Regions from separate parts of the Homo sapiens genome. Here region 2 is linked to region 1. A link is a contact called in ENCODE POLR2A ChIA-PET data. All regions are on one chromosome and are shown on one strand. The core of a region is the stretch at or near the end of the contact, and the rest is flanking DNA. Distances in the headings are between cores, read along the strand shown. Region 1 has its middle 85 kb from the start of LINC03002. Region 2 overlaps LOC101928277 (a long non-coding RNA gene).

The links. ChIA-PET counts read pairs that join two places held with the same protein, here RNA polymerase II (POLR2A).
Region 2: POLR2A ChIA-PET joins it to region 1 with 16 read pairs in naive thymus-derived CD4-positive, alpha-beta T cell. The contact joins two enhancer-like sites. POLR2A ChIA-PET finds 5 or more read pairs at or near these places in 2 of 52 experiments (activated CD4-positive, alpha-beta T cell and naive thymus-derived CD4-positive, alpha-beta T cell).

What each region holds. Positions count from the first base shown.
Region 1 is chr6:134,622,842-134,626,568 of GRCh38, forward strand. No RefSeq gene overlaps it. Among named protein-coding and RNA genes, the nearest start is that of LINC03002, 85 kb to the left of the region's middle. Within about 2 kb of position 2,095, at least 2 of the 41 ENCODE cell types and tissues checked have a DNase peak (open chromatin) inside an H3K27ac peak, as active enhancers do.
Region 2 is chr6:134,716,818-134,720,544 of GRCh38, forward strand. The region is part of intron 3 of LOC101928277 (a long non-coding RNA gene); the gene reads right to left. Among named protein-coding and RNA genes, the nearest start is that of LINC03002, 180 kb to the left of the region's middle. Within about 2 kb of position 2,039, at least 3 of the 41 ENCODE cell types and tissues checked have a DNase peak (open chromatin) inside an H3K27ac peak, as active enhancers do.

The DNA.
Region 1 (3,727 bases), core at 845-3,344:
AAAAATGGACAAGTAATTCCATTAAAGTAATTAGGGCAAAGGTCCTAAAAGAGACCATGTTAAGAAACCTGATTCAAGTGCTGTAATTTAGCTAAGTGTATTGCTAAGTAATTCCAAGATTACTCAGCAGCTTACTATCCTCTTTTGGAGTTTCCCTTGATAAGATGTTTCCTTAATGAACTTGCAGGTGCTCATCTTCCTAAACCTGAGAAGGCTGGAAAAAAAAGTATCACAACCAGAGAGAGTGGGATAATTTTCTCTGCCCTTACCTCTCTATAAGAAATGTCCCCCCAACCACCACCTCCCTTACCCTTTAGATGCCTCTTCATTCTAGTTTAATAGTCTTTGATTTCAAGGAACAGAAATCCACTGAAATTAATTCAAACAAAGACAGAGAGAAGGAGAAAGAGGATTACATAAGATAAAAGACCGCCCACCAAGCTCAGCAGAATCACATGCAAATTGGAGCTGGAACCTCAGAAGGTCTCAGAAATGGGGCTGCTCCTCTGCCCCCTCTCTCTGCACCATTGTGTCTTGTATTTCTGCTTCTCTCGCACATCCCTTCCATTCTCCTCACTGCCTCTGCTTCCTGAGCTTCCTGGGAGACAGAATAATGCCTGCAGATATTTCATAAACGAGCTCGAGAATTGCCTTAGCTGCTCTGCCACTTACCAGCTGTGTGACCTTAGGAAAGTGATCGCATCTAAGACCTGGTTTCCTCATTTTCTAATGAAGATAGCGCTATTGCCCACCTGATAGGATTAGTCCAGTGCTTGGCACACAGGAAGCATGTCAGAAGTTGCAGCAACTAGCATTATCAATTGTGGCTGCTGCTGTTGTCACTGCTTATAGTTACTTCTTCTAATTCGAGTTGGCCCATAGCTTTGGCTTTGCAGGACACAAAGGCAATCTACTCCCTAGGCAACCTTGCATTCTAGCTCCCCCAGAGAACAGTCCTGGTTTATGGTATTCTCAATAAAGCTCACATTGGTGCCTGCCATGGTTCCATCAGCTGTAGCCAGGGAGGATGGTGGCTATGCTAGAGCAATATTGTCACCCAAGCTCTCATCAGAAGGGTCTGTTAGTGAGGGATGCTCCTAAGGAAGCATGCTTTGAATGTGACACCCCCAAAACATACCTACTACATTCTTCCATGAACTTTAAAACAAAGCTAAATATTGTTTAGCTTTTCTTAAAGCTATTATTCTTAAAGCTCCTTATTTTCTATTAGGAGTCCAGTATAGCATGAATATCGTCAGGAAACACTTTTGATTCGGAAGGTCTCATATATCTTTTTTTTTAATGTTAGGGGGAAATCCTCTCAGAGGTTAATGCTGGGCCCCAAAATACCTGTCAGCCCTAAGAGCATGTTCTCTTCTCTCTTAAAATCCACACAGTTCACATCAGTGAGCCTGTGTCTGCCAGACACCTGCTGTCTTGTGACTGGTGTCCAACTCACCCCACAGAATGTTTCTTTCTTTTTAATGCCCCAAACCAAAATCAATAGCTTTTATTAACAGACAACATCTTCTTTCTCTTTCTTCCTTCCTTCCTTCCTTCCTCCCTCCCTTTCTTTCCTTCCTTTTCTTTCTCTTTCTTTTTCTCTCTCTCTCTTTTTCTTCCTTGCTATCTTTCTTCTTTTTGACCGAGTTTCACTCTGTCACCCAGGCTGGAGTGCAGTGGCAAGATCTCGGCTCACTGCCACCTCTACCTCCCTGGTTCAAGCGATTCTTCTGCCTCAGCCTCCTAAGTAGCTGGAACTACAGGCACACGCCACCATACCCGGTTAATTTTTGTATTTTTAGTAGAGACAGGGTTTCATCATCTTGGCCAGGCTGATCTCGAACTCCTGACCTCGTGATCTGCCTGCCTGGGCCTCCCAAAGTGCTGGCATTACAGGCATGAACCACCACACCCAGCCACAACATCTTCTTTCTATACACTGGTTTCTTATATGTGATCAGTACTTGGCTGTGCCTACACTTTCTGCTCACTGACCATAATGGATGCTTCACTTGAGTATTTAACCCAGAGCTCAGCCACATTTCCCCCTCCAATTTCCCTGTGATTTAAGTAGCCTGTCCAGACATGCTCTAACCGCAGGTGCCCACAGTGCTGTCCTGCACCTCGGTTACTCTTGACTTCATGGCCACAACAGACAAACAGCAGCTGAACCTAGGATCGTGGCAACTTAGAATGTCTGAGTCAGTTTCTATTACGTTCACAACTATGGAGATGGTCGAAAGGACAGATAGCGTTCAGTAGGCAGTTGGTTTGGGGTGGCCTGGGCAATTTTTTCACTATATCAATATTCAAGAGATTTAAATTTTTTTAATTTAAAATTAAGATAATATGCCTACAGTAAAGTTCACTCTCTTTAGTGTACAGTTGTCAGATTTTGACATCACGTACAAGTCATGTAACCACCACTATAACAAGATGCAGAACAGTTTCATCATCTGGAAATGTTCCCCCATGCTCCTTTGTGGCAGACACTCTATTCTAAAACACTCCTTAGGTGATTGTGATGGGCAGCCATGCAGGGGAATCGCTGATATGGCGCCAAACCTTTTATAAATGGAAAAGTTACGTGACTCGCCCGAGATCATGCTGCTTGACAGCTGGGGCTAGGACAGAACCTAGGTCATCGTTTCTCAGTTTTACTTTCTTCCAACACACACCACTTATTCTAAAGTATCCGGGTCCACAGTGGTTCCTCCAAGTAAAAACATACATATGAAATAAACAATAAACAAAAATAACCACAAACTGAAATGAAGAAACCCCAAATTAAAACAGAATGAAATAAAACAACCACAACAGATAATCCTGAGATTCCTTAAATTTACCTGAATATACTCAGAAGCAATAGCAAGATAGGAAAGAATGATTGTACCTTATTTCCAGCACAAAATGCTGTTCTTTTCTTTCTTTTTGTTTTTGCAAACACTGTGTGTCCTACCCAGTGCTAAAATACACCTATGGCAAGTCACCTCTAGGTATAATGTGCAGAAAACCGAGAAACTGTAGGGAAATTAAAAACTTAACTCCACAACTTAACTTCCTTCTCTTATTATGCCTCTGATCTGGATAATGAAAAGAGGCACACTTGGAGAAAAACATGCTGCAAATATCTGAGGGTGACTGGCAGACAGTCCTGATCCAATTATGGCCCTAATGATCAGCCTATAAATAAAGCAGCTTTGCCTCTTTTAGATGAGCTTCCTAAAGATAGAAGTTATTTTGTCTTGAGAAGCTCACAGCCCTACCCAGGGGATGGGCCAAGTAAGGCCACAGAAGTTTGAAACCCTCTGTGTTTTTCCAGGGAAAACCACCAGAGCTTCAGGTGGGTGTGCCCACATATGGCAGCACAACGTGTGGGAAAGATCCATCCTGGGGGTAAAGAGCATTTGCTGCTTTGCTGTGTGTGTGCCAGAAGCCAAAGTCAAGAATCACTTAAAATCCTAGGCATGGACTCAAAAGAGAACAGCAAGCAAGAGTCATCACTTCCAACAATGTGAACCTTTCATGAAGTCTGAATTAATTTTCCACCCGGAGATTATTTTTTTTTTTTCATGTTCTCTCCTGTCTGTCCCTCTGCAGGAAATGCCCCAGGAGGGCTCTCCATTCCCATGGGTCTTTAGGTGTTTCACAGAACCTCAGGCCTAAATCCTAAGCAGTTTGCTTTTCTTTCTTTGGTCTGTAATGCTACCAGCCCATTCCTGAG
Region 2 (3,727 bases), core at 789-3,288, 94 kb after region 1:
GAGGCTTAATTGACTCACAGTTCATCATGGCTCACGCCTGTAATCCCAGCACTTTGGGAGGCTGAGGCGGGTGGATCACCTGAGGTCAGGAGTTTGAGACCAGCCTGGCCAACATGGTGAAACCCCGTCTCTACTGAAAAATACAAAAATTAGCCTGGCGTGGTGGCATGCGCCTATAGTCCCAGCTACTCGGGAGGCTGAGGCATGAGAATCACTTGAACCCAGGAGGCAGAGGTTGCAGTGAGCCGAGATCACATCATTGCACTCCAGCCTGGGTGACAGAGCAAGACTATGTCTCAAAAAAAAAAAAAAAAAAAATCACATATTTTTCTTTTGTTTTTTTTTTTTTTTTGAGACAGAGTTTTACTTTTGTCACCCAGGCTGGAGTGCAGTGGCACGATCTCAGCTCACTGCAAGTTCCACTTTCCGGGTTCAAGCGATTCTCCTGCCTCAGCCTTTCAAGTAGCTGGGATTACAGGAGCCTGCCACCACACCCGGCTAATTTTTTGTATGTTTAGTAGAGACCGGGTTTCACCATGTTGAGCAGGCTGGTCTCGAACTCCTGAGCTCAGGTGATCCGCCCGACTCGGCCTCCCAAAGTGCTGAGATTACAGGCGTGAGCCACTGCGCGGGGCCCAATTCATATTTTTTAATAAACATATAAAGTTTCTAAAGTTTCTGAATTTTCTTAAATTTACATTGTCAAATGTAACAACCTTCCCTTTGGGGTTTCTTTTCTTACAAATCTTATTTCATAACAAGATCAAATAAATAAGAACCTATCTTTTCTGTCAGTTGCTTCATGATTTCTTTTTAGTGTATAACTATTTTACCCATCTTGATTTATTTTGGTATATGGTATTAAATGGAAATCTAGTGAGGTTTTTATTCAAATAAATAACCAATTTTTCTGACATCATTTACTGGATATTCTCTTTCCAATGTGATTTGTGGTATCACCTTGATATATACTATATAATCTTTTATACTATGATCTATTTCTGGGACATCTTGATTCACTGAGCAGTCTATACTCCTGTCAGCACCACACTGATTTAGGTGACTCACATTTGTAATCCCAGCACTTTGGGAGGCTGAGGAGAGTGGATCACCTGGGGTCAGGAGTTACCAGCCTGGCCAACATGGTGAAACCCTGTCTCTACTAAAAAAAATACAAAACTTAGCTGGGCGTGGTGGTGGGTGCCTGTAATCCCAGCTACTAGGGAGGCTGAGGCAGGAGAATTGATTGAACCTGGGAGGTGGAGGTTGCAGTGAGCTGAGATTGTGCTACTGCACTCCAGCCTGGGCGACAGAGCGAGACTCTGTCTCAAAATAATAATAAATAAATAAATAAATAAATAAATAAATAAAATAGCTTTAAAATACAATTTCATATGTAGAAAGTTCTTCCTCTCCTCCTACATTACTTTCTTTTTTCAGAAGGTGCTTTTCCATTTATTCTTCCAGATGAGACCTGTTCTTCAGTTTAAATTAGTCCTCTGGAGAATATCAGATACAAATAAGAAAGAAATTCAAAATACAGGTTAAGATACCATAAAATTTATATCCATGTCATATTTGCAAGCCGAACTATCCATTTTATTTAGAAATGTTTCCTCCTTTATTTGGATATACAATGGAATTAATTATTCATTATTGATTTATACTAAAATGGATTATCTCTTAACTATGTTAACAAAGTAGCACAGCATGCCTGGATAAAAATATTACCAGAACTTTATTTTAGTTAGTATCTATGGCTTCTTCCCTCTTAAACTTTTCACCAGAGCTATCAGGAAAAAAGCCAAAGAGAAAGTTTCAATTTTTTTCTCTTTTTTTTTTTAACCTTCTTTTGCAGAGTTGACAACAAATCCCCAAATCAGTTGATGATACAGCCAGTGGCCTGTCAGTCCTGTATAATCCTCCTACTGAAAAATATCCCCTAAAAAAGTCCACAGCAGAAACTTTATTTAATTAATTAATTTATTTATTTGTTTGTTTCTTTTTTGAGACAGAATCTCGCTCTGTCACCCAGGCTGGAGTGCAGTGGCGCAATCTCTGCTCTCTGCAACTTCCTCCTCCTGGATTCAAGCAATTCTCCTGCCTCAGCCTCCCGAGTAGCTGGGATTACAGGCGCCTATCAGCACGCCCAGCTAATTTTTGTATTTTTAGTAGAGACAGGGTTTCGCCATGTTGGCCGGGTTGGTCTCGAACTCCTGACCTCAGGTGATCCGCCCATCTCAGCCTCCCAAAGTGCTGAGATTACAGGCGTGAGCCACTGCGCCCGGGCAGAGCAGAAACTTTAAAGCCACCTATGAAGTATTTATTTATATTCTTTTCTTTGGAATTAAAGAAATCCCAAATATAAGAATAGGTTTTAGAGCTTCCATTGCAAATTCATTGCCAAGGGTAAAATATGATGGAGTAGTTTAAAAGGAACATCTAGTCAACTAGCCATTCTCTCCTCCAGGGAAGGAATTTCTTCTACAACACCTCGTGGCCAATAGACGTTTTTCTTCTACACAAACACTTTTAGTAACATGTGACTTTCTAGCCAACACCCAGCTGTTGGAGTGAAAAATCTAAAAATAGAAATTATTCAACAAAATCACTCCAAATTTGCTTAAATGCAAATAACCTGAGATGCTCTGTAATCCAAAACAACAGCTCCGGAAATAATTGCTGATACGTTTATTGATGCTGCAATATTGGGAGTTCCAAGGTAGAACCCTGTGGAAGAGAAGAAACTCAACCATCACCAGTCAATACTAGCAAACATATAAGCGGCACAGGCTACAAGTAAAGCTCTGAACAAGACACGAACTTGAAAGAAGCCAATGCCAGAAGCCTTGCTCTTGAGATGCTTACAGCCTGAGTGGTCAGGGCACACACACACTAACCCAAGGTCACACAACATTGATGCTAAACAAGTACCAGAAGAAATAAATCTTCACTCCATGTTTTGTGAACCCATTCATTTGTGGTTCCATTTTGCCTCCTACTCTTGTTTCCTTTTGCCTGGATGTTCTGAGCTTTTTATTTGTTTAGCCTTGCTGGATTATATGCATCTTATTCAGCAATTTAGAGATAAGGTGGAGGCACTACTCCGCAGTACAGCAAAGTAGTTAGGAGCTGAGATACAGCTTATCCACCAGTTTCTATAAAATGCCCATTCTGGCTCAGGGTCAACTGAGTTGGCCCTAGCCAACTGCTATGCCTTCTGAAAGTCACCACTCACTGACATCAGACTGCTTAGCTGCATCATATTCGCCTGGCAAATACTAATCTCATCACTCAAAATTCAGTTCCAAAAAACTGCACTGGGACTGAAGCAGGACTCTTTGTGCAAAAATAAACCAGGCATTTCAAAACATTTGAAATCAAATAGATGAAAATGTTGCAATATTACTTTTCAGACATTTGCTTTGTCTAATTTGCTTTTCATTCACTAGTTTACATTTTCTAAAAGGACTTGTATTTTTATGATGTGCATGACTTCCACACTGCCCACAATCAATGTCAAATGAAAGACCTAACTTGTTACCTAGTCCTCTGCCTACTAAAACAGTGCTGTCTAATCAGGCATCTCTCTGCGGAAACAGGCCTTCCTACAGCAGGAAGCAGAGGAAAGAGGACTGGAGACAGCAATCCCAGCGGCTTTTTTGCCAGAAAGGACAAAATGGCTCTTCTGGCAACTCCTGACTCAGGAAATCGCTGAATTAAGTAG